Linked DNA regions of Mus musculus: all the other regions are linked to region 5. The links are chromatin loops, found by intact Hi-C in ENCODE. Cell type or tissue: heart. All regions are shown on one strand. Each heading gives the region's core, and the rest is flanking DNA. Links, peaks and the distances in the headings are about the cores only.

The links. Hi-C counts contacts between places; a loop is a spot of excess contacts. Peaks named below come from ENCODE experiments on the same cell type or tissue, not always from the same donor. Only the 100,000 strongest peaks of a DNase experiment are listed, where the experiment ranks them.
Region 1: it touches region 5 in a loop (2.2-fold over the local background); 11 of 42 quality-filtered maps call a loop at or near these places.
Region 2: it touches region 5 in a loop (7-fold over the local background); 20 of 42 quality-filtered maps call a loop at or near these places.
Region 3: a loop joins it to region 5, with 8 times the contacts of the local background. A loop is called at or near these places in 16 of 42 quality-filtered maps.
Region 4: it touches region 5 in a loop (9-fold over the local background); 23 of 42 quality-filtered maps call a loop at or near these places.
Region 6: a loop joins it to region 5, with 2.2 times the contacts of the local background. A loop is called at or near these places in 5 of 42 quality-filtered maps.
Region 7: it touches region 5 in a loop (7-fold over the local background); 22 of 42 quality-filtered maps call a loop at or near these places.

Annotation. Positions count from the first base shown.
Region 1 is chr1:165,044,655-165,049,157 of GRCm38, reverse strand. All of the region lies in intron 5 of Gm51669 (a long non-coding RNA gene), which reads left to right. Among named protein-coding and RNA genes, the nearest start is that of Gm51669, 14 kb to the left of the region's middle. In heart, for the core only: no CTCF peak of the experiment used is centred there; a DNase peak (open chromatin) is centred at 2,277; H3K4me3 peaks cover 513 bases; H3K27ac peaks cover 2,996 bases.
Region 2 is chr1:164,903,244-164,907,746 of GRCm38, reverse strand. No RefSeq gene overlaps it. Among named protein-coding and RNA genes, the nearest start is that of Gm32652, 5.8 kb to the right of the region's middle. In heart, for the core only: a CTCF peak has its summit at 2,495 (motif pointing right); a DNase peak (open chromatin) is centred at 2,526.
Region 3 is chr1:164,364,452-164,368,954 of GRCm38, reverse strand. All of the region lies in intron 9 of Nme7 (NME/NM23 family member 7), which reads right to left. Among named protein-coding and RNA genes, the nearest start is that of Gm39690, 52 kb to the left of the region's middle. In heart, for the core only: a CTCF peak has its summit at 2,043 (motif pointing left); a DNase peak (open chromatin) is centred at 2,064.
Region 4 is chr1:164,314,828-164,319,330 of GRCm38, reverse strand. The region is part of intron 3 of Nme7 (NME/NM23 family member 7); the gene reads right to left. Among named protein-coding and RNA genes, the nearest start is that of Nme7, 9.4 kb to the right of the region's middle. In heart, for the core only: CTCF peaks have their summits at 2,447 (motif pointing left) and 3,834 (motif pointing right); no DNase peak of the experiment used is centred there.
Region 5 is chr1:165,118,195-165,122,697 of GRCm38, reverse strand. No RefSeq gene overlaps it. Among named protein-coding and RNA genes, the nearest start is that of 4930568G15Rik, 29 kb to the right of the region's middle. In heart, for the core only: a CTCF peak has its summit at 2,150 (motif pointing right); DNase peaks (open chromatin) are centred at 2,147 and 2,747; H3K4me3 peaks cover 737 bases; H3K27ac peaks cover 2,205 bases.
Region 6 is chr1:165,318,807-165,323,309 of GRCm38, reverse strand. Gpr161 (G protein-coupled receptor 161) reads right to left here. Exons shown (of 6, transcript NM_001310429.1): 5 at 4,442-4,503; 6 at 1-1,874. The coding sequence ends at 1,609. Among named protein-coding and RNA genes, the nearest start is that of Gpr161, 25 kb to the right of the region's middle. In heart, for the core only: a CTCF peak has its summit at 2,565 (motif pointing right); DNase peaks (open chromatin) are centred at 1,139, 1,659 and 2,569.
Region 7 is chr1:164,896,338-164,900,840 of GRCm38, reverse strand. It overlaps Gm32652 (a long non-coding RNA gene), which reads left to right and starts at 1,185. Exons shown (of 5, transcript XR_865700.2): 1 at 1,185-1,442. In heart, for the core only: a CTCF peak has its summit at 1,922; DNase peaks (open chromatin) are centred at 450, 1,210, 1,740 and 3,840; H3K4me3 peaks cover 1,144 bases; H3K27ac peaks cover 3,885 bases.

The DNA of each region.
Region 1 (4,503 bases), core at 142-4,141, 73 kb after region 5:
GTTATTGTTTTGTTTCTTTGTCTGAGGATTGGAATGTGGTAAAGGCAACTTGCCTTTGGTCCTAGTTAATTTGAGATGCTTTGAGACAGCTAACAGAGTTACTTGGATGCCATCCTGTCAATGGGCACAGAATGGAGCAGGGGGGTGGGTGTTGGAATCTGGGCTGGATATGGAGTGCTGTGTCATGTAGGAGCTGATGGTAGTGGAGGCAGTGAAGGTAAGTGTTTTCCAGAGATGGAAGAGAGGTTGACTTGTGGCCGCCAAAGAGCAAAGATGAGCCCCAAGGAATTCTGGCGTGTAAAGTACAGGAGAGGAGGAGGGACCACCAAGAAGAGAGCTGAAGGAGGTCACTTCTTTCATGAAAGTAATTTGCTATTAAAAGTCAACTGGAAGATGCTCATTGACAGAAAGGGCTGCCCAAGAGAGATGAGGCAAAGCCCTAGGAAGACAGACAAGGATGGGCTCCAACATCCTATCCCAAAGTAGTTCTACCACATTGCCACTAAAATATTTTGCTGAATTGGTAGTCAAAGACAGGTGTTAGGCATGGGTACAAAGAGGTCTTTATCTTCAGAAGGCCTGCATGATTTGCTTTGGACTTCCTCTTGCCCTAGAGAGGAGATAACTCAATGATCTTGAAAGAGCTGTGCATTTGTACAGAGACTTTCAGCATCAAGAAGGACGTGAACATGGGCAGTTCATCTCCACCATTTCCTTCTTCCAGCTGGTCATCCAAGGTCCACGATTCTCCGTGCCCACGCTTGACTTCAATAGAAAGACTCAACTGGAGCAATTCTTTCTTTTTCCTTTCCATTTGCTGCAACAGAACTATTCTGCCGCATAGAATCCCTAATTTAAATCTCATGAGTCAGCTCTTCCACTAATGAAAGATTTAGCATTTGGGACAGTTTTTGTGGGAACGTTCTGCAGAATGGGAAGTGACAGCTGCCTTATCAGACAGCTAGATTCCAGCTGTGTAAGCAGTCTGGGCCTCAGAAAGCTATCAGAAGCAGTCGCTCTATAGGAAGAAGTCAAAGAACAGCCAATTCCACAAGTATGGGTTTGGATTCTATGATAGGGTGAGAGAATTTCTGTAATTCTGTAATGGTTGTTGGAAAGACTGTTTACAATTCGTTATATATCCACTTGTAGTATGTGTGTGTGTGTGTGTGTGTGTGTGTGTGTGTGTGTGTGTGTGTGTGTAAGTAAGGGCAAAGGCTGGAACCGGCACATGTTCACAGCAGATGACTGTGAGAGTAGATCAGGAAGCATGGTTAGGAGCTTTCCAGGTAGGGATGGGAATACACAAGGCAAAGGCAAAACCAGAACTTCACCTTTGGGAATTGCACGTACTCCAGGCTGGGGTTGGAATGTCTTTCTGTAGAGTTGGGCTTGATTTTGTGGGCAAGGAGAGCCACTGACGGTGTTTGTATTCAAGATGAGAGAGTTCATGAGCTGGAGGGAGAATAGGAGCAATGGGGTAGTTCTAAAGGAGATGGCAATTGAGCAACTGCAGGGAAGGACAGAGAACAGAAAGGGAGGAGCTAAACTGAAGCCCAGTGTGGTGGCTCATGCTGTAATATCAGCACTTGGGAGGCTGGGGCAGGCATATCACTGTGAGTTCAACGTCAACTTAGACTACATAATGAGTTCAAGGCCAACCTGGATTATAAAGGGAGACCCTATATAACAAAACAAATGCAAACCACCACCACCACCACCACCACCAAAGACAGAAGAATAACATAAATATGCTAATACAGTATTTGGAAGAGGTCAGAGGTTGGCTTAGATCCCTATGTGGCATTTAACTCAATTTATCTCATCTCTGCCTCTGTCTCTCATCAACCATGTCTGAAGTTTGTTTATTTGCTTTTTAAAAGAAATAATCACACCAACAAATGTTTATTCTGGTATCTTCTTTGCAGTTTAAAATTTAAGGGCAATCTACCCATCTCCAGGCATGTTTCATCCAGTAAACCCAGGGTTATGTCCTGCTATTGGAACACTGAGAGCCTAGGAAGGCCCATGAGGAGCAAAGACAAAAGCTCTGGATCAGGGTTGCTTTTGGGATGCAGCAGTGGTACACTGGTGTACTATATCAGGAACATGAAAAGTGGGGAGGGAAGGACACGCTGAAGAGACAGCAAGCACGAGAATGAGAACAGAGGGCAGATGGGAGAGAGAAACCAGACAGAGCCAGCCGCACTGGAATCTTTCATTCTGACAGGTCCCAGCGCAGGCAGCAGACCTTCTAAGGAACCACTGCAGCCTGCCTGCAGAGGAGGAGCCTGGCAGCCCAGATTTGCCAAAGACAAATGCTGCTCTGCAGACAGGGAGCAAGGGCACTGCAGAGAGGCCAGCCAGGAGCATGGTGCTGTGCAGAGGGGCATGGGAGGACAAAGGGTGGAATGCAGGATGGGTGACTCACTGAGATCCCTGCCCAGAGCAGGCGTGGCTTCATGGCCACCCCTCGGAGGGGCCTTAGCATCTTCCTTGTGCTCAGGACACGGAAGAAAGCTAGCTGGAGAGTACACATTCTCTCCCCCCCTCTCTCCATCTTCTTCTCCTCTTTCTCCTCCCTTCTTCCCCCTCCCTCACCCCTCACCAATTCCTTCCCCTCTCCTTTTCCTCTGCCTTCTTCAGGAAGGCCCCCCCCCCCACCCCCCGTGAGATTGGCCTTTTAGATATGTGACCTTGGATGAGCCATGTAAGCTTTAATTTCCTTGTCTAGAAAATTGGGGCAGCTCCTAAAACAGCTATGCAGGCTAAATAGAAGATGCTTGGCATTGCCCTTTTCACCTGGGGCCATGACTCAAGCTGTTTTGTTCCTGCAGAATCTGTATGACTTCGTAGTTAATGGCTGACTCATCTAAGGTACCAGTAGCAGCTTGCCTGATTGCCCCTGCCAGGAGAATGACAGAAGATTGCTCAGCCAGGGTGCCCTGCAGCCGTTGCCAGAGGCAGCCAGAGACTGTTAGGTTGTCCTTCTATGAAAACCTACCTCCAAAAGCCACTTGCCTTTCATGGCACATTCACCCTGTGTCCAGTGCCATGCTAGGAGCTGTGCACCGAGGATGCGGAGCTATTTAGCAGGCCTTCCTTCTGACCTGGATGCAAAAGGGACCTTAGCACTGGAGAGGCTAAGATTATAAATCCCAAAGCTCAGAAATAAATAAATAAATAAATACAGGGTCTGTATTTCTGAAGCCTAGGGGCCTTGGCATTGGAATTCTATACCTGTATCAAAGCTGTCATGTCTCAATGACAGACACATCTCATACCAAATTAAATAGGAGACTTGATAAGGGCCTAATATCTTTATCATTTTGTGCCAGGTGTCACACCATGGTAATATTACTATAATCTGATAATGGTAGATGCTGTGAGCTACAATTTTTAGTTGACAGGACACATCCTCTATAAGACATCCCAAGGTCACATGGAAAGGGCTTTGCTTAAAATAAACTTAATTTATTTTTAAGCTTCATACAAGTGTATGTTGCAGGTTGAACAAACTCCACCCATTTCTCCAGCCTCCCCTTTCTTGCTCCTCCCTCTAGTCCTCCCCTTCAACCGCCTAGATAATTTTACTTCTACTCTCATGTCATATATACACAATTTTATGTCCATAGGAGATACAGGAATCACAAACGAGAGAAAGCGTAAGATATTTGTCTTTCTGAGACCATCTTAATTCATTTAGTAGGGCGATCACCAGTTATACCTACCTTCTTATAAATGACCTGGCTTCCTTCTTTGGGATTGAAAAATTCCATTTTTTTATAGGTGTCTCGTTTTGGTTTTTTGAAACTCATTCCGCTATTGTTAGCTAATTGTCTGACCCTGCAACAGAATACTCCAAGAATGGAGTATGTCCCCTAAGAACTTTCTGGCATAAGTTTAAGAGTAAGGATGACCCCACCCACCCACCCAGTCCCTACTGATAATTAGTGTGTACAAACCACAGCATCATAGGGCAGAAGGAGAGAGTTAACTGACCTGGATTGGGGAGCTCCTGGGAGGGTCTGCTGATTTTGTATGGCCAGGCAGCCTTTCCCCATGAACAACAGTGAGCAAAGACTACATATCCCCTCCCCCCCCCACCCCCCCCCGCCCACACCATATTCATTGCTGCTGTGTCTTGACAGCTTAACAGAAGGAAGAGTTAATGTGAGCTCAGAGGGCTTTGTCTGCCATGGTGTAGAGAGCATGAGGGAGCAGAGAATAAGAGTTCACAAGAAACAAGGGGAGCAACAGGAAGTGGCCAGGGGTCATATATGCCAAAGACTCACCCCAATAACTTATGTCTTTCAACCTGGTCCCACCCCAGAAGCTTCCAGAACCACCCTAAATAACTAGTAGAAAACAAAATATTTGTAACATGAACTTGTTGGGGAGGGCATTTTGGATTTAGACTATAGCACTCAACCAGCTCTTCTGCTCTCCTGGGTCCTGAGGTCACACACCCATGTCTCACTGAAAATAGATGACAGAGAGGGG
Region 2 (4,503 bases), core at 245-4,244, 210 kb after region 5:
GAAGAAAATAACATGCTACCGTCAGGTTAATTGGTCTAGAAATAAGCTTAGTAATTCAAGCCAGTAAACTCAACCACAGAGACAAAACAAATCAGTGGCTGTTCTTCGGTTGTCAGGGAGCAACAGCGTACAGACGTCTATTAAGAGCTAATGGCACAGTGTTGTTTGAATAAGGCACACATATGCACACGTAGCCGTCCAAACAAAGACCCTTTGAGAACAAAAGCACTGGTCATAATTATGGTGTAACAAAATGAACTATGAACCTGGACATAGGCCACCTTACTGTTTCAGGACCACTAGAGGGGTTAGAAAGTACTTACAGACTAATATAAAATAATGTCTCTCCTGAATGAAGACATTAACCATCAGCTTCATCATTCTTCCTATCTGCGGTGAGTAAAACACTCTCTCTAGGTTCATCCAGAAACTCGTCTGTCCCTCTCGACTTCAACTTTTGTAAATTCCCTGAGTTGGGGCTTTGTCATTCTTAGACCTGGAACAATATTTACTTGCTCTTCGCTTGCTGGGGAAAGTATTTTATGGAGACGGTACAATCTCCATGATGAGGAAACAGAGTTGGTTGGGTGGGTTTCTTTTCAGGAGGCTTTGGATTTGTGAATGCATCCCGGTATTGAATTTTATACTTATGTGACTTCCTGTAAGCCATTTTAGAACATTACATTTTTGCTTTCTGTATACTAGCACTTTTAAGCTCATTGTAGATAATTAGAAAATTACAAAAGAATGTACTAAAGAAAATGAGATTGTCTGGAAACTCATTACTTAGTGAGAAAATGTATTGCTGAAGATGTTGTGTTGGATATATATATATATATCCCAAGATATTGATATACTTACACAAGATAGCTAAGATTAGGATGCATATGTATTTTTCTTTCTTGTATCTAATGTCATATTTTAACTTTGTAATATTCAATTCTGGCACCTTACATTTGTTTATTTGTGGTTTTATTTATACACACATATATGTTACAGACAGACATACACTCACATATATCATTGATTTGATCTATGTGACAGTCCTGTGAAATAGGTGCATTTATCAATCCATTTTACATATGAAGAAGAAACTGGGATAAGGAAGATTTCATGGGGCCTTGTTTAATATTTCATTACACATAAACACACACGGCATTTGAATCACGGTGGCTCAGGTGCATAAACATTAGCCAGTGTTGTCTGCCTCTGGTTACAAAATCAGACTCCATGCATTTATGTTTTAAGTCATGAATTCACACAGAGATGGGGCGTTTATGCAATAGCTGTATTGGCCTCCCATACTATTCTCTGAAGTAGACATAATAATAAACTGCTCCCTAAGTTCTTAACGGTATGGTCATAGAGCCTCTCAGAAACTCTTTATTCAGTACATGTTGACTATACGGAGAACTTGTCAACCCACAGGGAATAAATACAGAGACTATGGAGTATTCATCTCCAAATTTAATAGCTACGTCACAAGGGTGTGTGTGTATAAAGATGATAAGAACCAGAGGTAATGGACACCTGTAGCAAAACAGTAGTTGTAGGACATGATAGTGCCATTGAGAGCAAGAACTCATATCAATTGTGGCTGCATGCAGAAGACCTGCCAAGACCAAGATGGCTGAACTCCTGGCATGCATTGGCAGGAATTCTTGAGGTCTCTCACCCTACCTAGCCTTACTGAGGAGCTATTGGCTAAGTGGCTGCTGGGGGAAGTCGGGGGAGAGACAGTTTTCTTTAGGGATGCAGCCCCAGAGGGGCAACACATGTTCCATCCACACGCGTGCACATCCGTGTATCACTGAGGACTTAGTGGGCTTAAGAAAAGAGCGTGCGGAGCTGAGACAGAACAGAACTGAGGGACTGAGGAGGAACTGGAAAGAAGGGGAGGCAGTGTGGATTTGACCAGAAAACACGTATGAGATTCTCAAACAATAAACAATGACGGGAGCAATGGTCAGGAAGAGCTTAAATTAAGATACACAAATACTGCAGAAACTTCCTCTCTAGCTGAGCACAGCGGACTGCTGGACCTGCGAGCTTCTGGTCAAAGCCCACGGCAGTCCTGCACTGACACGCATACACGTGAGTAGATTCTCCTGTGAGAGCAACAGCAGCCTGCGGTCCTTCTGCCTCGTGAACCTCACAACGTACCACCTTTTGATTACACTCAAAGGGACACTTGTGCCCTGGAAATGTGAGAAATGATGGCACAGGAGAATGCTGAGGAGACTAGGGAAGGAAATTGACGCACAGATTATGAGGCCAATCGTGATTCACAGAGCAGCCCCCCACCCCGCACCCCCATCGTGCACCTAGGTTAGAGCATCTGTTACAAAACATTTAGTTGGCTTGCCCCATCTGCATATGCCTTAGCAGCACATCCCTTTTGACTTATATACCAGGAAGTCCAAGCCAGTTTTGGAGTGACCTGTTGAGGTTTCTGGCCCTGTAAGCATGCCCGCTGTCTGCAGAACCACTTGGGGGCAGCACCTGCTCACTGCCACTGCAACTGTGGCCCACCACTGTGGCTTGTCTCCCTACAGGGCCTCTTCATCTTCTCTTAGCTGCAGATCTCAGGGTTGCCAATGCATATCTCCATCCAGCAGTGTTAAACCAAACTGAGCTTCATTCTCCAGATGAAGACTTCTCTACACTGCCTTTCTTCCATCCCCGAGCACTGGGCAACACTACCTTATTATAGGGACTAAATCCTTTGGACTCTAGGTAATTCTCTCTCTGTTGTAGGAAGACTGCACTATGGTCTGGGTTGGAGGCAGGTGCCTTGCTGCCTGCCATCTTCTTCTTCTTTTTTTTTTAAAGATTTATTTATTTTTATTGTATATAAGTACACTGAGCTGTCTTCAGACACTCCAGAAGAGGGAGTCGATCATTACAGATGGTTGTGAGCCACCATGTGGTTGCTGGGATTTGAACTTCGGACCTTCGGAAGAGCAGTCGGGTGCTCTTACCCACTGAGCCATCTCACCAGCCCCCAGCCTGCCATCTTCTCTTTTCAATACTGTTCCCATCCTCTTATTTCTTTCTTCATGAAAGCCAACTCCTGGGGAAGGAGGATGCCAGCTAGCTGCCAGTCCCACACTTCTGACAGATGTGTGTATTGAGTGAATCCTTAAATGCAGAAACTATCTCCCTACCTAGTCCTTCAATGAAAGTTTTGAGTATCACTCTTTGCCCCACACGATTTCATTAGAGCAGATCTCTGAAAAAATACTGTATAACAAAGAGGAATCATTTTAAAATTGTGATGTGTATTCTTAGCAAGTTGATCCCAAAGGATGCAGTGATCCATCCTTCAGCAATCAATGACAATTCTTGAACTTGTTCCTTGGATAGGTATATTCTGCACTGCCTAAACCTTACTCATCTATATAGACACCACTCTGTGTGTGTGTTCCTCATTCTGCCTTGCTAACCATACTAGTATGAATAATGTCTGTTCTTACATATGTGTGGGCATATGTTTGAGAATCAGAACCACCTGACCTTCCAAAAATATGAAAAAGACAATATGTCTGAATAATTGCTTAGTTGATTGTGTTATCATAACTTCAAGTGTTGAATGACTGAACGTGTTTTCCCCCTAGATACTGAAGAGGTCTATCATTGAGGGATAGGTTTATGTGTAAGTCCAGAGTACTAGTGACTCAAACTGAGAGTTGAGTTTTCTGTTTTTTTCCCTAGCAGTATAAATTAGGGGTCATTCAGACCAAGGCTGCTGAGAAATCCTTGGAACCCAGGGTTTTCATTTTCTATCCCCAAGGGCATTTTTCAGAAGTCGCACATGCAATCTCCAAGTGTAGTCTTCTTGCTAGACTCAGCTTCACAGAAGGCTGAGGAAGGCGGTCTTCATTCCAAGTGATCATTTTTTTTCAACTAAAAATGAGAAAAGTTAAATAAAGAACAGATAGAAAGGAAAAAAATAGAAGTATCTATTCTAGAATCATGGGAGTGCAAGATGTGGTATCTGTTCTCAGATGACTCTTGGTTTCCTTTTTTCCTGGAATGCCCATTATGTAGTAAACACAGTGGTGTGGATGCGGGCTATTTTCCCCTTTCCTTTAATTATATAGCCTGCTTTCTCTTTGACATAGATTACAGTTTCAAGATGCTTAAAATTCATCTTGGACTTCAAATGGCTGTAAGTTCCCACACATTACTTTCTTTTCCAGCCGCGTGCCTCTGTGTGGGGATCAATTGATCTGAGAGTCAACACTGAGGTAGCGGGTGAGTTGTGAGCCTGGGAGTTTGCTTCACCACTTTTCTGTGATGAAAGAAGAATAAAAAACTCACCCAAATCTCAGGAAGCAAAGAAAGAAACCTAGAGATGGGGGATGGAGGGCACAAGGTGTACATACATGATAACTGTGTCAGATAATCTAACTCTCATCCTCCAAAGCACAGAAGCGAATGTGGGCAGCCCCGGGTACGGGCTTCAGTGGAAAGACACACACCAGTGGGTCTATAGACTCA
Region 3 (4,503 bases), core at 376-4,375, 750 kb after region 5:
TCTGCACCACAGGGACCCCCAGCTCCCTGCAGGGGAGGTTCCTCCTCATCTGAGAGGTGAACTCCTTTGGGACTGGAAGAAGAGCAACTCCCAGTTAAAGATGGCGTGCAATCACAAGGATGCTACATATGTGAAAAAAACACCGGTAGAAATTTGTTTCTTTTAGAGCCAAACACCACAAAAAGACTGAAAAGCTAACTCTAAGCCATGTAAACATTTGTCCATATATGGACAAAATAAATATTTTCCCTGATCTAAAATTAGTTCTGTTGTTTGTCACCTTTTCAAGAAACACATTTTAGAAGCTTCTCAAGGCTATCTGGCTTTGCTTATACTTTTTAAAGGACTACACAGTTTTGTCTATTTTAGCTACCCAAAGTCACAGCTAAGGAGACCTGCAAATCTAGACACAATATTTCAAGAACATTGCTTCTTCTGCTGGTTCGAATGGCTCTGGCATAGCTTCAGGAAGACTACATTGCCACGTATACAACAGGCTTCAAAATAGACACATCCTTGGCTATAAATCAAATAATTCTTGCCCTCGCCTGTGCAGTGTGTTCTAAAATTAAATTCTTGCCCTCTCCTGTGCAGTGTGTATTATGTTCACTGGTACAGACCACTTTCCCCCTAGTCCCCAGCATGCTGATAATGAGACAGCTTTGATGCTGAGGCTCCTCAAAGTATGGTGCCAGCTTTCAGTAGTGTGAGCGTGACCTGGAAACTTAACAGAAAAGCAAGGTCTTATGGGATAGATTGGTGCAGGCCTGTGACCTCAGATTCTTGAGAGTCACAAAAAAGAACCACAAAAAAGTCACAGCCTTTCTATGTCCACAACTCAACCTACCCAACCAAGGGAAATCATAAATGTGCAATTAGTTTTGTCTTAATTTCTCCTACTCTTTATTCTTTAATTTGAAAATGATGAAACACATAAAATGAAAATAAAGTTGTATATCATGAAAGTAAATTTTCCCCTACTTTAGAATTTCAGTTCTTAATAAAGGCATTCATTGCTGTGTTCATTTCTCCCATGTTCTTCTAAAATGTTCAACCCATTCACAAGCATACTTGTGTGTGTGTGCACCATACATTTTATGCTTTACTTAATTTCCATATATGAGTTGTTAATAAAAATAAACCTATGGTACAGGGTATGGCATCCATGTGAAGTTTAATAAATAGTTTTGGAGCTAACTACCAGCGACATCCCAAGCCGGAGCTCTTGTTACAGGTCTCCAACAGTTAGCCTCCCCCCTTCGGAGGTGACTGCTTGGCTGTGGAAGGCTCACTCCTGTATGCTTTACCACCTACTCATTGTTATTTTTTATTGATACATAAGGTAAATGAAGACGGGAAAGAACAAGAAGAAAAGACAAGCTAAAGAAAAGGAATGGAGAAGAATGTAAAGAAGGCAAGAGCAAAAGGCAAGAGACTGGAGCAGAGGAAAACAAAAAGATTTCATGGGAAAATGCATAACTAACAGATAAGTATAAGAAGGGAATAAACCAAAAACATATACAAGCCTTTTTAAAAATTGGAAAGAGCCGGGCAGTGGTGGCACACGCCTTTAATCCCAGCACTTGTGAGGCAGAGGCAGGCAGATTTCTGAGTTCGAAGCTAGCCTGGTCTACAGAGTGAGTTCCAGAACAGCCAGGACTACACAGAGAAACCCTGACTCAAAAAAACAAAAACAATAACAAAATCGGAAAGATACAGTCAAAAAACTACTAAAGGTAGATAAGGAGACAAAAAAAAAAAAAAAAGGCTGATAGAAGATTGCTCAATAAAGAAAAAACAAAATTAGACAAGGGCATGGAGATTATGGAGATGACTAAAAAAGATGGATAGAAGACGGTATAAAATATAGTAAATATTAAAATAGTAAAATTAAGTAAAATGTTCCTAAAAGTACAACGGAAAGACCAGAAAGGAGTGCACAGTGTCTTCCTGTGCTTTCTGCTGCTCTGTGCTGAACTGTGCTGGTGACTGTCTGACATCCCCAAAGGCCTTCACTTTGCTAGTTGCTTAGCAGCGGCCTCTGCTGGTCACAGTTAGCTTTTCAGTCCCAGGGTTGGACTGACTGCCCCACCCTTCTGAGTCTACCAATTTGTAGCCCCTGAGGTGACTGTGAGGCAGGGGGTTGCTCCCAAGTATCATAATGTGAGGAATGCAGCCACAGGACTGAGGGCTGCACAAACTCCTGGGCATTAATCATCGTGGAGGACTGTGATGCAGATAACAAGCACACACACACCCCCACTCACACCCGGAGGTTCCCCGAGTTCTTCACCTCTCCATCAGTGAAGCCTACAATAGGCACTTGGCTCCAGAGACTGGTCTAGCCACAGACCTCAGGCTCAGAGTCATTCTCAGTGAATGAAGTCAGCTCCCGGTGCTAGAGGCGAGACTTTCGTTATACATGGCATTGTTTGGATGAGCAGCTTGAGATCTGCATTTCTGGGGCTTGTCAGCAAATCGTAGAATTAGATTGACACTTCTGAAAGCTATAGCTTGTCTTGAGGGCAAGACTCCAGGTAGTGTTCATCAGAGCTTCTTAGTCACACCACTGGTTTCTAACTAGAGCACTCAAAGACAAAGTCCAATGCACGTGTGCTCAGCAAGCCTGTGACTGCAGCGTGCCTTAGGAAGGTAAGTGCTAAAGAAAGTCACAGTCAAGTCCAAAAGTCAATATGGGAGGAACTACACAAACCTCTGAATATCAATGTGGTAGTTTCAAGGAAAATGGCCCCCACAGACTCATAGGGAGGGGCATTATTGGAGGTGTGACCTTGTTGGAGGAAGTGTATCACTGGGAGGTGGGCTTTGAGGTTTCAAAAGCTGAAGCCAGCCTAGTGGCTCACTGTCTCTTCCTGCTGCACTGCAGATCTAGATGTAGAACTCTTGACTACCTCTCTGTCACCATGTCTATATCTGTGCCACCATGTTTCCCCGCCATGATGATAAAAGACTAAACCTCTGTACCGCAAGCCAGCTCCAATGAAAAGTTTTCATTTGTAAGAGTTGCCATGGTCATGGTGTCTCTTCACAGCAATAAAACCCTAAGACAATCAAGAAACAATTCACTAGGGGCCACAAGTGCATCAACTGAGAGAGTGGTTCTGGTACCTTGACTGGGCAGAGTGAAACTTTTATCCTGCTCTCCTGCTCTTTTGTGGTCCCTCACAAAGAGCAGGAGAGCAGGAGAGCTGACCTTAACCCTGCTGGCGGCAGCATTGGGTGGGCTAGCTGGGGCAGTGCTGGAGAGCTTGCTCAGCTCTCTAATATACTTCTAGGCCCAGATCCAGGGGTCTGAGTTGGCCCACCCTAAATTCTACACCATCTGTGAACTGTTGGAGAGCACGAGAGGGCCAGTCCTGCAATTCCAAAGCAGAAGACTTGCCATGACATAGGAGGGCAACAACAGGATAACTGGGACGAGTCCCGGATCCAGTACCAATGGTGTGGCAGAAGCCAGAGGCCTCGGACCAGACCAATGACTCATTGCAGCGAACATTTCCAAGTGAAGATGTGTGGACAGAGGGAAATACTGTGGGACATGCTACAGCTTTGATGATGAGATGTTTTCTACACTTTAATTTTGTCGTCATTGTTGTTTTGTTTCTATTATCTTTTAGGGGTGGGGCTTGCAAGGGTGAAGAGTGAATAAGAAGGGGCAGAGAGATAAGATTCACACACACACACACACACACACAAATCAATTAAAACAAACAAACCAAGCAAACATAGAAGAAGAATCCTGGAGCTGGAGGTAGGACGATGACGCCACTACTGATAGACAGTGCTCTTCCAACTTTGATGAGCCCTACAAGCACTTGAGCTTGTGGACTATGCCTGTTCACAGGCCTTAACCTTGGACTTCTCAGCCAGGTTAGTATCTTCTGAGCTTGTTCAGTAGCTCTAGAGTAGGGCTGAGACATGCATTGGAGGTGTCTGAGCTGTCTCTGTGAACACTCGGTTTGAAAAAAAACTAAACTGAAAACTTCACAGTGGGCAATACCGCCATTTCCCCTGGGAATTTGTCCTACTCAGTATTTTGACTGCAAGTGCATACATCTGTGTACCACATGCATACCTGGTGCCTGTGAAGGGCAGAAGAGGTCACTGGATCCCTTAGAACTAGAGTTGCAGACAGTTGTGAGCCACCATGTGGATGCTGGGAATCAAACCCAGGGCCTCTGTAAAGACAAGTGCCCCTAACCACTAAGCCATCTCCTTAGCCCTTTCATCTCATTTTTTGAGACAGGGTCTCTTATTGAATCTGGAAACTCAAATTGGCTAAGACTAGCCAGCAAACTTGGGGAATTCCTGTCTTTGTCTGTCCCTTACCCCAACACTGGGGTTAGAGATGAACGCTCTGCCATTCTGAATTTTGGTTGTTGTTTTGTATTTTAATGTGGGTGCTGGGGGTCCCAGCTCAGGTCCTCAGAAACAGAAAGACTTTGCTGACTGAGCTGGATCCCCAGGACACTCAATTATTTT
Region 4 (4,503 bases), core at 184-4,183, 800 kb after region 5:
CATCATGAAACCTAGCTATCCCTGGGCTGCATCACACTGTCTAAAACAGAAACTTTACACCTTTTTCATTCAGGAAAGGCAAATCTTCCAATTTCATACTTTTAAGCAATTATCTTGGCTGGGACTCAGGAGATAGCTCAGTTTGTAAAACACTTAACATGCAAGCATGAAAAGCTAAGTCTGGTGCCTAGCACACATGGAAAAGAACCGGGTATGGCGGCACATACCTGTAATTCTAGCACACGGGAGGTGGAGATGGGCAGCCAGATCTCTGAGGCTTGCTAGCCAACCAACCCAGCCTTTCAGTGAATTCCAGGTTCAGTGAAAGACACGAACTCAGAAGGTAAGATGGGAAATAAATAGGCAGACACCCAGTGTTGACCTCTGGCCTCTTCGCTTCCACTCATGCACACACATACACACCGCCTCGGCTAACTTCAGTACTTCATGTTACCATCTCAAAGGCAGAATGGGCTTGTCAGTTTCTGCAAAATTAGCCTCTGGGAGTTTACCAGGGATTGTGTTCAGTCTATTTACCCCATTGGAAAATCAAGTCTTCTAGTACACGAGTATGAAGTGTCTCCATTCAAGCAAAGCCTGTGAGATCTGTCTGTCTGCGATGGCCTCCCATGACGCTCACTCTTGCGGACTTTGCCCTAGGCACATAATCCTTTGTATGCACCCAAGAGCCTTCCCACCGCTGCTCCTACCTACTTCCTGGGATGTTTCCCTCCAATATCTCATGGCTCACTCCTTCTCCTCCCCAACCCTGCTCCACTTTCATCTTCTTCTCTATGAGAGAGACCTTGGCCACCTCCTTGAAGTTCTATCCACCACCAGGAGGGCTCACTGCTCACAACAGCCAGCCATTCTCCCTGTAGCACTTACTGTCTTCATGCAACAGACGTTGACTGCAGAGTTCCTTCCCCTGCTAAAATGTCTGTTTGGCTCAAGACTGCATCTGAAAGGACTACATGTATAATGTATGTATAGTATAGTATATTGCAGTATGTAGAAAATGCAACACAATACTTTTTGAGTAAATATATGAAGAACTTTGAAAAGCAGTATGTATCCACCGGTAGGCACAAAGGGAAAGGTAGGCATTCTTAAAAGTTGAATTTATTTCTTTCATTTGCTTAATAAAAAATTAATGACTTCTCTTTGTCAGACACTACAACAGTCACTTAGAATATTCAAAATGGACAGAGCTCTATTAATATAGACCATACCTATTCATTTCCTATCTCTCTTCATACTTTGCATAGAATGTAAAAACAAACAATACAATACTTGTCATGATAAATGCTCTAAGGAAAGGGAATAAGTATACGTGATAAATTTTAGGTAAAAGAGGTAAGGAACCGGCCTCCAACTAGGAGAGACAGTTAAGGTCTCCCTCTAAGACAATACCAGGACAAGGAGAAGCCAGTCATGTAGAGACCTAGGAGAAAAATATTCCAGGGAGATAAAAAGTATAGAGTTATGATGGGGAAGATGGAGTTCAAGAAACAAAAAGGCACCACAACCTGAAGCTGGCGTAGGAAGCTGGTGTAGGAAGCTGGCGTAGGAGGCGTGGATACACTGGGAAGGGCTCCTGTCTCCACTGTGGTGCTTAAACTGACCTCCGCACTTTTAGCAAGTTCAACCCTTCCTAGACTACTCTATTCATTTTTCTCTCTAGGAGTTGACAGCATAGATAAGCAGTGTCACTGACAAACGGGGCTAACGTCTGTGCACATAGAGAAGGCTGTGCTCGTCTCAGAGCACTGTTTCCATTGGCTAGGAAATGTGTGCCACACGAGGGCACCTGTAGCTCATCCCGAACCCTGCCCAGCCCACTGCAAGAATGAGCACAGCAAGACCCAGCCTTAGGTGCCAAATGCTGCAGAAGCCAAACACACATGTGGACTGGCATGCGCTGCAACAATCACCACGGGGCATTAGCTGCAAGTCACTCCCGACTCTGTTTGCATTTTTGTCAGGAGTGAAGGGTGTTTGAATATTCGTGACTGGAGAAGATGGTGTGTTGATGGTAAGCAGACAGGGACTGAGAGGCTATGAACACAGACATCCTTCTATAGTGAGAAAAGCCTGTGTATGCCAGCATGTGTTAATACCACGATTGCCAGAGCCTACCTGAAGACATACGTATTAGGACAGAGTTTTCTTTCATGCATTTGCCTAGATAGCCTCACACAACTCAGATATTATTTAATGTTGAATCCTTACATTTTTGGTAAGACAAACAGCATTTTCAGGTTTAATCCAACAGAAGAATTCATCGTTCACATTTTTTTAATCTTTCACTTTATGAGACATAATCAGTGGTTCTGTGCATTCCTGACTTCAACAAAGGTGGCATCTGAGTGGCTCATCAATATGAACACCAATGAAATTCAGAGGCACTGAAAAGGATGCCATCCAGTGATGGAGGAGCGCCACCTAGTGTTCACTGTGGTTACAACATGTCACCAAAGCTGAGTCACACAACCAGTTCACCAATTTAATCCTGCGATTATGAGCTAAATCATAGCAAACTTGTAAAGGGTCTAGTCAAGCAGCACCAGGTGAGTCATAAATTTTTGTAAATAATGGTATGTTTCACTCTGTCTTCTATGAACTGAAGGTTTAAAAACAAAGCTAACATGTCATTCTCTGTACAGCTACAAGAAAGCTGCAGAGTCATTCGCTAGAATTCAATAAAAGAAAACGTTAAACACCTTCACCCTACCTATGGCACTTTAGAAATTAAACAGAGCTGTAACTTAAAAAAATTAAAGTAAAAACCTCAACCTGGGCTACACTAGAGCTGCACCATCGCCTTGAGTGTTCATAAAATCAGGACATCACTACTCAAAGAGCTGCAGCCAGCTAAGTACTCAGCAGCGGGCAGACAGGAACTCCGAGGAGCACCGGGCTTCCCTCCCGTTCCAATTCCTAAGAGAAAGAGGCTGTCTTCTGGTTCTACTACAGCATCTTCATGCCAGGTCAGGCCAACAATGTCTGACCCCTCACATTACAAAGTGACTGACTTTTTTGGTCATCTCCCCAGGTTATTCTCAAGCAAGTTTGAAGCCTTGGTTTTTAGCCACTAATAAATTAATTATCAGGCTCAACCTCTACCGTCATGGAGGGTGAATAACAGATGACTCTCCTCACCTGCCCCCTCACACCTAAATCTATTATATGAGAGGAAAACAACTTAAAAATAAAGGTTCTATTAGCTACCTCAAGAATAACTTTCTTGTGGTATAAAGATTTAGTGAGAGAGAGAGAGAGAGAGAGAGAGAGAGAGAGAGAGAAAGAGAGTGTGTGTGTGTGTGTGTGTGTGTGTGTGTGTGTGTAAAATTAGTTTTCAGCTTTTAACTCCTTCCCTTCATTGAGAAGCCAGAACCAATTCAGTACGGGGTCAGCTGGGTAGACACAGGAAGTGTACACAGCCAGTGGATGACAAACAGCAAGCACGCCGCCCTGAGGCACGTCGCCTCAAAGCGTGTCTCAGCTTGCTTATCTTTAAATTTGGGGACTAGACTAGACTAGATTCGGAGATCATGAACATGTTTTTTAAAAATATCAGTCAAGTATATGAATTAGTTTCCACTAGAACCAACACACACACACACACACACACACACACACACACACACATACCACCACCACCACCATCACCACCATAACAGCAGAAGTAAAAAGCAACCTCTATGAAATGATTATTATCCTCAATATGTCCACGTATCACTACACTTTTGAGACTGTATTTCGCTTTATTTTATATATGTGGATGTTTTGCCGACATGATGTCTCTGCTGCACATGCAGTGCCTGTGGAGACCAGCAGGGGGTGTCAGATCCCACAGAGCTGGAATCAGAGATGGTTGTCAGCTGTCACGTGGGGCTAGCAAATTAACCCATGTCACCCGGAAGGGCAGCCAGTGCTCTTAACCGGCAGCCATCTATCCGGTGGTCCCCTGCTTACTGTTTTATGGGCCTACTGCTATTCACAATTTAGAGCATTAGGTGACTCTACTACGCATTAGGTGACAATCTCAGTGTCAGAATCATCGGAATTAGGAAAACCGGAAATCCCCTCCACTCCTAAAGCGTCACAATGCCACGCCACACTGGTCTAAGTTCTCCAGGTCCAGCTCCTCTTCACACCGACTACCACCCCGTTCCTCACTACGGTTTCTGTCTGACTGACCTGGCTGTACCCTGAGCTCTAACTCAACCTTCCTGATGCCACAACCCTTCTATACAGTTCCTCATGTTGTGCTGATCCCCAACCATAAAAGTATTTTCACTGCTACTTCATAACTGTACTTTTGCTACTGTCATGAATTGTACTGTAAATATTTTTGAAGACAAAGGTTTGCCAAAGGGGTTAGGACCCACAGGTTGAGAACCACTGTCCTAGCTGCCCCACCCACCCACCCTGTAATTGTTTTAATTTTTGTCCTTATAATATTATCACGTTACCTCCCCCTTCAAACTCCTCCTTCCA
Region 5 (4,503 bases), core at 361-4,360:
TTCAGAGTTATTCCTATCCAGGGCTGGGGACATAGCTCAGTTGGTAGGGTGCTTGCCTAGCGCACCCTGGCTTCTCTCTCCAGCCATTACAGAAACCCTTCAGTAGGGGCACATGTTTGTGGAGGGAGGAGGATCAGAAGTTCAAGGTTACCTTTGGCTACCTAGTGAGTTCAAAGTTAGCTTGGGTTACCCTGTCTCAAGCAAAGCCAAAGCAATTATTGCACGATAACCTTCTACATGGTGAGCACATGTCTTCAGTTTCCCACGAGTCTTCATTCTTCTTTGCTGGGTGTCGTAGTTAGCTCTGCCATTTCGACAACCTATAATCAACTGGGAAGAGTATGTCAACGGGAGGTTATTTACCATGGCTTGGCCAGTGGTGTATCTGTGAGGGACCTGTCTTATGTAACTTAATTGATGTGGAACTCTCAGCTCACTGTGGGCGGCACCATGTCTTAGGCAGGAGCCCTAAACTGTTTCCGAGTGGAGCTCTTGGGGCTGGGAAGATTGCCCAGTGGTTAACAACAAAGGAGTGGAGTTTAGATCCCAGCATCCATACCAGGTTGGCTCACACCTGCCTGCAACTCCAGCTACCCGGGGTACAGTGGCCTCCGGGAGCCTTTGTTCTCCAGGGAACATACTCTCCTGCCAAATACACATACCCAAGCCAACCTTGACCGAAGAGTGGCTAAATCATGCTGCGCCTAGCGAGGGATCATGCACACATTTCTTTTTCTCAGTTGTTGGTTGTGACTGTGATGTGACTGGGAGTTTGAACAGAAAGAAACCCTTTCCCAGCTGAACTGCTCTCTGTCAGTCTGCTTTTGTCACAGCACCAGAAATGAAGCCAGGGCATTCAGCGTCCTCAGAGTCTCTCCTGTGACACAATTTCCAGGGTTCCAGTCAACGTGGGTCCTCCCTTTTCTCTGTGCTGGTCCAGGGCTGAGTGTTGCTTGCAGACATGTTTCTTCTGTGGTTGTACTCAGTAGAACATCTACCACCATCTACAAATCTGTGAAGTCAGTTCCTTCCTCCCATTTTTAGGAGGGTTCTGGGAATTGAACTCAGATCATCAGACTTGCATTTACCCACTGAGCCATCCCACCATCCACATCTATCTCCTCCAGACACTAAGCTTTGATATTTTTGGGTGCCATTTAAGTGGACACCTCACATCCCCTCTCTGTGTGTGGTCAACCTAAACAAGACTTTCTCCAGGACTTGACTCTTAGATTCCCTGGGATAAATCTGTGGAAAAAATTTTTGAATGAAATTCTACCACATGGTACTTTATTAAACTGTAACAGCATATACCACAGCGAATATGAGAAGCCCAACTCAGTATCTTCTTACACATTAACAGAAGCACAGGCCACAGGGAAGTTCCAAGAGCAGTCCGGGCCAAAAATTACTTTCTCAAAAAAGGGAATCGGTTTATTCATTAACTCCCGGTTCGTGGTAAACCAAATTGATCCAACGTCCTGCCCCCTATCCTTCTGAGGAATGGAAGTTCATAGCTTGGTTATTAAAAGTCTGGGGGAGGTCTTGTGCGAATGTCCCTAAGCTGGGGCTCTGTGTCACAGAGGACAGCCAGTAATCCTCGGACTAATTTTCAGCGAAATCATCATCATCGTCATCGTCATCGTCATCACCATCACCAATTTCTTATTCGTGTTTGCTTTTAGGTGGTTGAGGGGGTTCTCTCCAGGCCCTCGACGGGGAAAAGTCGGGCACGGAGTCTTCGCGGTGTGCATGTCAGGGCTCGAGTGGAGACCTCTTTCTCTCCCTCTACAGCTTAGGTTTTGGAGCCGTTTGCTTTCCGCGGGAGACTGTAGGGCCTGAGAAAAAGCACACTATCTGTTCCGTGCCTCTTCCTCCCCGACGTAGTGGTCAGGGAGGGCGCCCTGTGAGGAAGCGGGTACTAGGTTTACGTGATCTAGGTAGGATCCTCTAAGATCTGCTGAACCTGGCCTGCCCTGGTGATGGGTAGCTGGGAAGGCATTAGACCCAGCTGTAAATGTGTAATTCTCACCCTTGAACCAGAGCCAACCATGTTCCTCAGAACTCTGCACAAAATCATCTATGCCCACCGCATTGCCCGCTAAGCTACCGCAGTTGCAGCCTCTAAACCGATACACACTCGCCGCCACGAGGGGGCAGCAAAAGCCCGGCTCGCCAACATCCCGCATTGCGTAAAGGCCTCCTGCTGCAGAACTTAAAAAAAAAAAAAAAAAAAAAAAAAAAAAAAAAGATAGAAAGAAAAGTGATGCAGCATAATTTTCCTTTTTAGAGAAATCACCATCCATATAAGGCTCGCAGCTTTAAGGTTGTGGAGTTAACTGGTACAGCCTGGATGAGAACTGTGTTCTGGTTTAGGTTAGGTTAAAAACAAAACAAACAAACAAACAAACAAAAAAAAAACCAAAAAACCAATAAACAGATCCCCAAAGCAAACCACCACTTCTGTATGAAGCATCTTTGGGGAGACTGTTAATTCAGTAATGGACCAGGTGCTTTACTGCTGACAATTCAGTATAGGAAAGACATGCCAGAAGCCCAGGGTGTGGCTTTCAGAGCCCCTCTCTGCCTTCTTGGCAGGGAAGAACATGAAGACTCGGCTTTGGAATTTGGAATTTGGGAGTTCTTGCCGAGACTAAGTGAATCCCAGGCAGGTGTCAGGACGAGGGGGTGGAGCAGTATTCTAATCCAGGATGAGAGGTTCTGGGGCCCCTCTGCTCCTTGGGGAGGTGGTGGGTTGAACGGATGCAAACGCCATACATAATAGCCCTGTTGCACGGCTGCCTCCCAGAGGGAGAAGAAAGGATTGGGACACAGGAAGTACAAGTCTGCTAAGGCTCTGGAAATCTGGGGTCGGCGTCCAGAGACAAAGCGGCACAGACCACCAAGTCCTTAGAAGTTGGGAGCTCCACCCTATTCATTCCCATCCCATATCATCCTTACCTCCCCCCCTCGCCCCGCCCCCACCATCCCTGCTTCCTCCCTGTATAAGCTGCTATTCCAGCAAGATTAAAAAACAAACACAAACCAAAACCCTGGTGTCAAAGTCTTTTAAGAAGCCAGGCCATGCCGGTTAAAGCTGTCACCTCACAGAAGTGTTCTTGCTGAAGACCAGTGCTTCAGCTTGCTTGATGGCTGGCTTAGTCACAGGATTCAGAGGCTCCAAGGAACCAACACAAAAGGCCTTTTGCCATGGACAGGAAGCAGGGCAGCTGCTGGCAGATGCTTCTTCTCTCTCCCATTCTCCCTCTCCTAAGGGCAGGAAAGTGCTGGAGCCCCGTTTTTCCCTCTGTATGGCTCTGTGTGGACAGCTTTCGGGGTGTCCTTGTGAAGTGGGGTGACAGTATCTGTGTTCTGAGTCCTCCCGTCTCCCTTACCTTCTCCGCATCCAGGCTGTTGGGATGAGAGAATTTAGCTTCTCGTTCTGGGTCAGCACAGCCCCCAGCCCATGCAAATCTATCTCAGACTCCTCTCTCTGGTGCAGACATCGCAGGAAGCGCCCGCTGCTTCTTCCATGATGCTTAGGGTGAGGGTGGGGTGGCGTGAGAGACTTCAAGAAGTCAAGAAAGACACACTGCCCGGGAGCAGCAGGAAGGCTTTCTGGTTAGGAAGGCTGCGAGTTTCTTGGATGGCTTACATTGTTGCAATTTAATCCAATTAGGCGCTGGGTGTACACTTGTCAAGAAAGACAAAGCCTTGGCAAGATAAGTCAAGGTGAAAGCCTGACTTAATGGTTTCCTAGGTGGTTAATTGGCCGACTCGTGCCCCCACTGCCTCCTGTCTCCTAAAGTTTTGCTTCTCCCTTCTGTATATCAAACTCAGTGTATCTGTAGAAAAGTGGATTTATTCCTGATTAAATTCTAATTAAGGAACAAATGCTCTTCAAATTCCAAGGACATCATTAAAGTGGCCAAAGAGTAGTTTTGAGGACAAGTCCTGGCTGTAGGCTTTAGTCATGAGCTCTAAGCAGCCAGCCCCAAGTGGCCAATTGTAATCGTTAAGCTCTTCTTCCATATCAGATTTTCCCTCCTGCTTGACCTCATGGTAATCCAGTGTGGGAGAGGAATGTCACCATCATCTTGGGAGATGAAGAGACCAAATTTGAAGCCAGCCCTGCCATGTTGAGTGGGCAAACTGGCACGGTTTTGAAGTTGGCTGAGTTTTCGCCTTCTTGTTTGTTCAATGATACTCATATTCCAAGGTTGTCGTGAGATGAGGGGTTGCGACCCTGGGCCACTGTCTGACACTGTATGTGGTTGTCTCACCAGACAGCAGTGAATCTGAGCTCCTGTCTTATATCAAGACAACTGTGAGGATGTTTTATGTCACTGAGATCCTTGAGGAAAGCCATTGCACTCTCCTCTCCGGAGCTAGCCAGGACCGGGACAGAAGACGACTGTGTCCTCAGGCACCCAGACTAGGCACAGTGTGCAGCACTCAGGAGACAGAGCAGGAGGAGCATCACAAGCTGGAGGCCATGTTCAT
Region 6 (4,503 bases), core at 321-4,320, 200 kb before region 5:
GGCACTGGTCACTCCAGGAACTGGGCAGCCCACAGGAAACATTTGAAAAGTAAACCACTCAATTAGCTGCCTCGTGGCAGATATGGCGAGGTCTTAGACTTCCTCTGCTCTGTGTGGTGGACAGCCCTGCTCATCGCTTCGCTTATCTAAAGCACCCAGGCTTAAGAGCAGCAGAAAAGATCATCTTACAGAACCCCCACAGCAAGCACTCAAAGCCCAAACTTGTTCTAGCTCAAAGAGCAAGAGGAGTCCAAGGCAACAAACCCCACCCACTGTCCCACATCTGCCTCAGCTGTGGCACCCTCTTCATACCCACGGCTCAGTAGTCGGCAGTTAGGACTGCCCTAGACGGCCAAACAAATAACACAAAGACAGACGTGAGGGCCAGAGCATGCAGGTGCTCTTCCTGTACTCACTGGGCACACCCTCAAAAGTATACAGATCCTAGGTCACCCACCAGTCATGTTCAGTTTGTCCCCATCTCTTAAATTGCAGATTCAGAAGCCATCAAAAGTCAGAGCTGGAATTACCTTGGAGGCTACTTGTTCCAACTCCCCACACCTTTCTTTTCTCCAAATGGCCTAGTGATGGGACAGGATGTCCCAGATGATGTGCAGACAAAAGCCAAGCTGGGTCAAGAACCCAGGCTATGAACTCGGGTCCAGTGCCCTTTCTACCTTTGTGCCAGCCCCCAAACTTGCTATGACAGTCACAATTGCCTCTGGAAAGTGAGGCCAGCTATGTTTGCCAGTCACTCTAGCATCTCCTATATCTCCCGTGTGAGGGATTTCCCCCCAAGTTCCCCTCATCTGCGTATGACCTCAAGTCCCAGGCTTAGTGATATGCCCTAACCTCCTGGTTTTATTATTCTGGAAATGAAGTGCTTGGTATTCGCCCTTGTCTTTCATAGTGGTTTCTCCCTTCTTTTCAAATAATAATAGTAATAATAAAAATCTGTCAACAAGGAAGTGGGTGGGGTGGCCACATCTTGGGTGGCCTGTGGGCTGTTTCTATTGGCCAGCAGCAGGTGCTACCCAAGAGCAAGTCCTAACTAGGGCAATAGATATGGGGTGTCTATGTGGGGTGCTCTACTCGGATGCTCTCTGGACTGTTTTTGCATTTAGTCTAGTACTTGTGGTCCCACGCTTCCTGGATCAACTACACAGAGCCCCCAGATGGTCTGACAGTGCTAGGGTGAGCCGTTCTGTCCCCATGAGGGGCACGGAGTAGGGATTGCCTCTAGAGGCCTCACTGAGACCAGGGACAGCTAAAGCAGCTGGATACCATTGAAGACAAGAGCCACATGGTGGCTTCCCTTTCACATCCACCATCTCTAGTCCTCCTGATGCCCCAGCCACATCTCCATCTGCTTCTAACGTGTGCTTTCGAAGCCTCGTTCCATCCCAGGAGCCCTGAAGCAGCCCACATGTGCTTTACAGAAGACAACTGAAGTCAGAGACTGGAGACAGTATTTTCAATCCTCCTGGCTGCATACCAGATGTTTCCTTCCCGGCGTCTGGCCCTCTCTGAGTGGTGACATGTTCCAGGGTCTTGGCACAGGCACCAGTCCCGGTAGCTCCGCTGCGGCCCCGCTCCCCTCTGAAGCTTTCATCTCTGTTCTGCAGCTAAGACATTGCCTTCTTTGATGCTCTGTAGCTGCAGCCTCTGATTCACAAGAGTTCTGCTGCCTCGACGGCCCCCAAAGCCAGCCCCTGGGACGGTCCGTGCTGTGAACAAGACCCCTGGCAGAGCCTCCTCCCCAAATAAGTTGATTTTGGCTTCAGCCTCAATGGCTTTAGCCAAGCTGGCTGCGTAACTGTCCAAGGATTTGTGTACTTCAGCTTTCACATGAAGAAGAGAGTTCTTGGCGGCCTCTGTGGGAGAAGGCAGAAAGGAAGGTTAGCGAAAAGGGATATGGTCTCTGCTGGCTTGCTACTCCAGAGAGAGCGGACAAGCGAAGATTACAGGTATGGATTTTGACATCAGAGTCCCCAGGCTAAAATCTTGGACTTCACACAATTTACATCCTGAGAAAGGCCAGACATTTTCTAGTTTAGTTTCCTTGACTCTAAAGAGAAAAGATTCACACGGTTACTGTGAATGAGTAAATTCTACCCTAAATGTTTTAGCTTTTACGTCTTCAATAGAATTTTCCTCTTGTAGCTCCTGGGTTCAACAGCCTAGGCTGTAAGCTTGCACAGACTCAAAGGCCATGTCTCCTCTCCATTTCCCTCAGAGGCTCCTTCACTGTAGAAAGCCTCACATTTAGAAGCGATGTCAACAATTCCACCATCCTGGGAAGGATTAGGAGCCGTGACACTACACTGAATGGAAAAGAGGGACAGAGGTGGCGCCTAATGACCAAACCTGAGCACTGGGTCACAGACCGTACTGCCTAAGCTCTCGGGGTCTCTAGGGGACCTTCTCCCCTTATGTTTTCTGGAGAACAGGCAGTTTGTGCCCCACTCTCCAGGAAGGAAGTGGAGACCTTAGCAGCACTAGTTTGCTCCCTACACAGCATAACTGTCATCCCCTGCTCTAGCACCTTGCTCTCAGCACCCAACCAGCAGAGGGCGCTTCCAGCCCACCCGTAGGACACAAAGGGGCAGGCTGGGATCGGCGTGAGAGGTCTGGGAAGGAGATGGACTTGTTGTCCAGTAGAAGGGGAATGTAAACTCTCAAAGCTGCTGGCTAGCTCTGTATTGAATCTGCTTTGCCAGAAAAGTAGATACTTACTTACCATCCTCTCTGAGCTCCTCTCCCACCTCTCCCCTCACGCTGCAAGGGAGTGGAGCAGGGCAGAGGGAGGCTCATTTGCATACTCAGCATTTACACCTTAGAGCCCCTGGCTCCAGCAGACTCAAGGTTCCTTATACCAGTGGCTATTCTCACTTGGAGACAGGAGAAAAAGAGACTCCTTCCTACACAGGAGTGGCTCCCCTTGGCTTGTCTGGAGTGGAAACTAGCCCCAGGTCCCTAAGCATCCAGGATGCTCTGTGTTAACAGATAAGCAGGAAAGCCCAGTCAGTGGGCTCCGGTCCCTGCAGGTTCCAGGGCCATTCATCAGGATGGCAGCTTGGCCTGCACTCACAGGGCCATATTTCCACTGTCCGTCAGAGGGGACGGGCTAAGAGGACAGGATCAGATTTATAACTGGATACTATCCATAAAGGGGAGCAACTACTGTGGACTAGGGGGCACGGAAACTATTTCATCCAGTCAGGCTAGTTCCTGAGAAAGCTGGGAATTGTTTTGAGTTCTCTCTCTGTCTCCCTGTCACTGTCTCTGTGTGTATCTGTGTGTGTGTTTGTCTGCATGTGTGTGTCCATAACTGTGTGTGTGCCTGTGTATGTATGTGTGTGTAGGTATGTCCTTGCTGTGTGTTCATGGAATCTGCTCTTTATGTGTGTGTCTATGTGTGAGTTTGTGTGTGTGTACACGTGTATGTGTATTTGTGACTGTGTCTATGTGTATGTGTGTATATGCATATGTGACTGTGTGTGTACTGGCTAGTTTTGTGTCATCTTGACACAGGCTGGAGTTATCACAGAGAAAGGAGCTTCAATTGGGGAACTGCCTCCACGAGATCCAGCTGTAAAGCATTTTCTCAATTAGTGATCAAGCAGGGAGGTCCCCTTGTAGGTAGTGCCATCTCTGGGCTGGTAGTCTTGTGTTCTATAAGAAAGCAGTCTGAGCAAGCCAGGGGAAGCAAGCCAGTAAGGAGCATCCCTCCATGGCCTCTGCATCAGCTCCTGCTTCCTGACCTGCTTGAGTTCCAGTCCCGACTTCCATTAGTGATGAATAGCAATGTGGAAATGTAAGCTGAATAAACCCTTTCCTCCCCAACTGCTTCTTGGTTATGATGTTTGTGCAGGAATAGAAACCCTAAGACAGTGTGTCTGAGTGTGTTTGTGTGTGAGACTGTGTGTCTATGTGTGTGAGTGTGTGACTACATGTATGTGTCTGTGCGTGTATATATGTATGCGACTGTGCATGGTTGTGTGTATATGTCTCTGTGTGTATCTGTGTATGTATGTGTGCAATGTGTCTGTGCTGTGTGTGTGTTCATGGTATCTGCTGTGAGTGTATCTGTGTGTGTTTGTGTATGTGTACCTGTGTATGTGACTGTGTGTGTTTGTATGTGTCTGTATGTGTGACTGTATACGTGTGTACGTGTGTGTGTGTGTGTGTGTGTGTCTGTATGTGTGACTGTATACGTGTGTACGTGTGTGTGTGTGTGTGTGTGTGTGTGTGTCTACAGCTGCATTTGTCCCACCTTGGATGCTGCTTGCTATGAGTCAGATGCCTCAAGTATCCCTAGTGGGGCTGCAGTGATGGGAAGGAGGCAGAGGCGATGAAGTCTTGGCACGTTCTGTGGTAAGAATGAGGCTAGGATCCCCTCCTTGCCCACGTGTCTACTGAGACACTCCCATAAGCCAACCTTTGATCTGTTCCACTTCGTCCTCAAATGTCACGGAGCTCCTCCTCTTGGGTGGGCAAGTG
Region 7 (4,503 bases), core at 196-4,195, 220 kb after region 5:
GATGCCATCCTGGATTTGGCGTTCTTTTTTATGCCTGTGCCACTCCAACTGGCATAAGCAGGGCATAGCTGAAGATTAAATGTCCTGAACATTATTAGTCCGTTAGATGTCTTGACACCTACTTCTAGAATCCTGCCCTGTTTACTGCTCTCTTTAAGTCCTGCTGGTCAGGTTTCTGAAAGGCTTGCTGGGCATTATCTTTTGTCTTAGCTGTAATTCCTCAGAGAGAAAATACTCTCATATATTTTGGGAAAGAAAAGAAAACCTTTTTTCAATCCAGAGCTCAGGTTTCCAAGAAAAGAAAAAAAAATCCCTTTAGCATCCTATCCCTGACTTGGGTGACCAGCTTGTCTAAGTCTGCCCATGACATTCCAGGCTGAAGGTTCCATGTCCTCCCCTTAATCCAGGGTACACTGGGCAGCCCTGATTTTCTGTATCAGGTCCAAGTTCTCCCTATTTGACCCTGCTGGCGTAGAAAGCTCGGTGATAGCAAACAGCAGTCCTAGTTCTTAGCAGAGGCCTATGGCAATTACAAGTTTTAATCAGTTAATGGTTTATTTACCTATGTTGTCTCTCTCTCTCTCTCTCTCTCTCTCTCTGTGTGTGTGTGTGTGTGTGTGTGTGTGTGTGTGTGTGTGACAGTACAGATGTTGAAGTCAGGGGACAAACTGTGGGAGTCAGTTCTCTCTATGTGGGTCCCAGGAATAGAACTCAGGTCATCAAGCTTTGTGGCAAGCATGTTCACCGTAGAGTAATCTCAGCATTTTTATGCTACTCCCTGCCTAGGCATGATAGTATTGATCAGAGTGAGTTCTTTCCTTCTCCGTAGAGGGGAGGAGTCACACATCTGTGGTTTGATTTACATCTTTTGCTCTGAAGGGCAAGGATGGAGGTGAGAGGCAGAGGATCTTAGGGCCCGAGCTTTTTGGAGTGAGACTCCAAGTTTCTCAGGGGCGGAAGAAAGCAGCTGAGACTGGCTGGAGAAGAGAGAAAATGCATAGTGCCACTTATTTTTGTCAGCGTGAAATTGGGACTGGCCTATTGCCCCCAGAGGAAAACTCTCCGTGTTTCCACTGAACATTCTAGAAAAGCCAGGAGAGAAGGATAGAAAAATTACCTACAAGGTCAGTCAGTAAGTGAAGTGAAGCAATTAAGAGGATCCAGCACAAACCAGTTCGCCCTTTATTTTTCTTGGCAAACTGACTTTGACGCCCTTGGCTGGCTTTAACCCTGCCCATCGCAGCCGGTTAGAGGAAACTGTATTACCAGAGGTCAAAGTCACATACCTTGCCAAGTGTGGCTGTTTTTTTGTTTTTTTTGTTTTTGTTTGTTGTTGTTGTTGTTGTTGTTTTTGTTTTAAAAGAAGAAGAGTTCGCTGTCCATGGTGAGATGTTTTCTGTCCTATCTGGGGGCATTTCCCGGCTCCGGTTTCGCCACTAAGGGTATGACCATTTGACAGTTCCTGGGGGTTGGGGGGTGAGGAGCAATCTAGTAGCGGTTTGGCTTTTACTGTCTCTCAGGGAGTTTGCATCCAGATCCCAGAGAAGGTGAGCTCACTGCTGTGAGTGCCAGGCTTATGTAAACTGCGGCTCAGAGGCTGCGCAGAGCTGCGGGGGTGGCAGCGGCGGCGGCGGCGGCGCAGTGCAGAGCTCCCACCCAGCACAAGGAGCTGCAGGCGCTGCTGCAATGCTGCAGTGCAGAGTCTGGGGGAGCCTGCTGCAGGCGTCCACCAGGACAGTGATGGAGCCCAGAGCCCTAATCCCGCAGTGCCGAGGCATGGGAATGGGGGGTGGGGTAGGTGGGCGACTGCCTTATTGGGGTTTGCTTGACAATGAGTCGGGTGTACAGGATGCGAGATGATTGAGGACTCGCTGAGTTCATTCTGCAGGAGGAACTGGGCTAGGTCCTTCTGGGCGCGCTGCTGCCCTCTAGGGTTTTGAGTATAGCGACAAGAAATAGGACAAGTCCGGATAATAAAGCTTCAGTTGAACAGGGCACCTGAAGCCCTTGAGGGGGAACTGCTTGCGTTTTTCTGTAAATTCGCACACCTATTACCTCTTCCCCTGATTCTGCTTTTCTGTTGGAGAGGATCAATGTGTGGATTATTTCATCTGTTCTCCGCAAATCTGATGATGTTCTCAGTAGGGCAAAGGCTATCTATCCATACACCTCAGTATTTATCCAAATCAATATAGTTACGTTTTCTCTCTCTCTCTCTCTCTCTCTCTCTCTCTCTCTCTCTCTCTCTCTCTCTCTCTCTCATAGCCCTGGCCTCCTTGGTATTGGGCAAGGGGCTTGATTTACCACCCACTGCCTAGCCTGCCAAATGACCTTTATCTTTTTCTGGCACTTTCTTTTAAGAAAATGGAGCTGAAGTCGCTATAGCAAATAGCTACTCATATAGCAGCTGCCAATAGTAAGTGGAAATTCTATGCTGAAACACAATTTTCAACAAGGTAAAATCATGACTCACATACAAATACAACATGACTACATGACAGAGATTTTACATAACCCATTAAATAATTAGAGAATAAGTAGGAGGCCAAATGAGTTCAAATTCAAAGCAGAATTATGAGATTGCACACACACACACACACACACACACACACACACACTACTCTATAGTGGAATAAAACACAATGTTTGAGATTGCATTTTTTTATTTTCACAAGGTAAAAATCAAATCTGTACCAGACAAAGAGACAGACAAACACCATTTGTTTTGTCATTATTTTATTTTTATTTTTTTAAAGACAGGATTTCTCTGTAGCTCTGGCTGTCTTAGAACTCATGCTGGCTTCGGACTCAGAGATGCACTGACTTGCCTCTGATTCCTGACTGCCTTAGACCCCTGAGTCATCCTAACGTATCTAACATATTCAGTCTCCATCATGAAGATACTGAGCTGTACTCATGCCAATGTATTCTCTCCATCTTGTATTTATATTCACATCTTCTGTCTCTGTCATGGATCGGCAGAAAATTGTGACTTTGCATTCTGCTTTGACCATAGTTATGACTGCTGAGAATTAGACCAATTAAGACCCTTAGGGATGGGTTTTCTCCTAGCTTTAAGAAAAACCAAGCCATAGCCAACCGAGAGTGTCACTTACAGACTCATGGGCATGATAGCATTGTGAGCAAACTTCCTTGTTTTGAGATAAGGCAGGCTAGTATCTCAGTCACCACTGGGAAGGCTGGAGGGGAGGGGTGGGAGAGGGCAGGCTGGAGGGGAGGGGTGGGGGAGGGCAGGCGGGCTCCTGGGTTCCAGCACTGGGAGGTGTGATGAGACATAAAAGAAAACACAGTGGGATAAATCAGATATGATTTATGCATGGACAGGCAAGGAGATCTCTTTTCCCTGCTTGGGTCACACAATTAAATCTAATTAATGGAAACTGGTCATAGAGGGAGTTCAGAGCCTATTTTCGGTTGTCATTATCCTAACACAGCAATCAAAATGCAGATGAGCTATCTCTGTCTCACCCCAGGAGAGAAGCAGGCTTCTTGCTAATGAAGGGAAAATTGTAAATGAATGCTTATCAGGCCTTCCCTGTCCACGGTGGCTTCTTGGGGGTGGCAGTACTGGTAGAGAGGGCTGACAGACATTTTGCGTTCTGAAAGGGAACCTTCTTCCAAGAGAGTTCTAATGCTGCCCTAATGCTGTCTTCTCATGCTGCTGGGAGAGAGGCAGGGGGCAGAGGACACTTTCTCTAGCCGTTGGCCCTAACTTGGGCAAAGATAAAGAGCTAAGTGGCTTTTTTCAGAGTGGACGGCGGGAGGGGCAAGGGGGTAGGGTGGGGGAAGGAGTTGTGTTCTTGAACCAGAAAGTGCGCTTCGGGGCATACAGTTTGGCAGCCCTAGCGATCCATTCTCATTCTGACCTTCAGCCTCAATAATTAGAGCCATCTTATCTAACTAAACAAGAAAGATCTGGGGCAGTGTGGGATGGAATTAGAAATAACTCACTAGGAGATCCAAAGTCACCCCCAATGGGGACAGCACTGAGCTGTAGCCCAGTGGAGAAGGCTAACTTGCTGGAGGCAGACAAAGGCATCCTGAGCTGCGTGCTTGTTTGTAGACAGAAAAATGGCTCCCAACAAACACTCTGACAAACAAATCATGCCTGGATGAAACTGACGCGCACCCCTTCCCAGCAGGGGTGATAAATTAACCACAGCTGGGAGTGGCTGTGGGTTTACCGCTCAGCCTCCATCCAGTCTGTCCTGGGAGTCTCCCTCACCCCTTCTTGCCAACACTGCTACTATATTTAGCTTGTCCAGCATGTGCGCTGTCTATATTTAGTGCCTAAAAGTCAGAGTTCAGTGCACAATTCACCAAGCCATCAGTCATCTTCCATTCCATTCACACATGCAGAAAAATCCTTCCAAGAGACAATCTTGCTCTCCACTACAGGGTGGAGGGTGAAGGCCGTTGGAAGCCATTCTAAGAATGAAGGATTGAACCCATATGCCAGAGGGGGTTTCCTGCTGTCTCTGG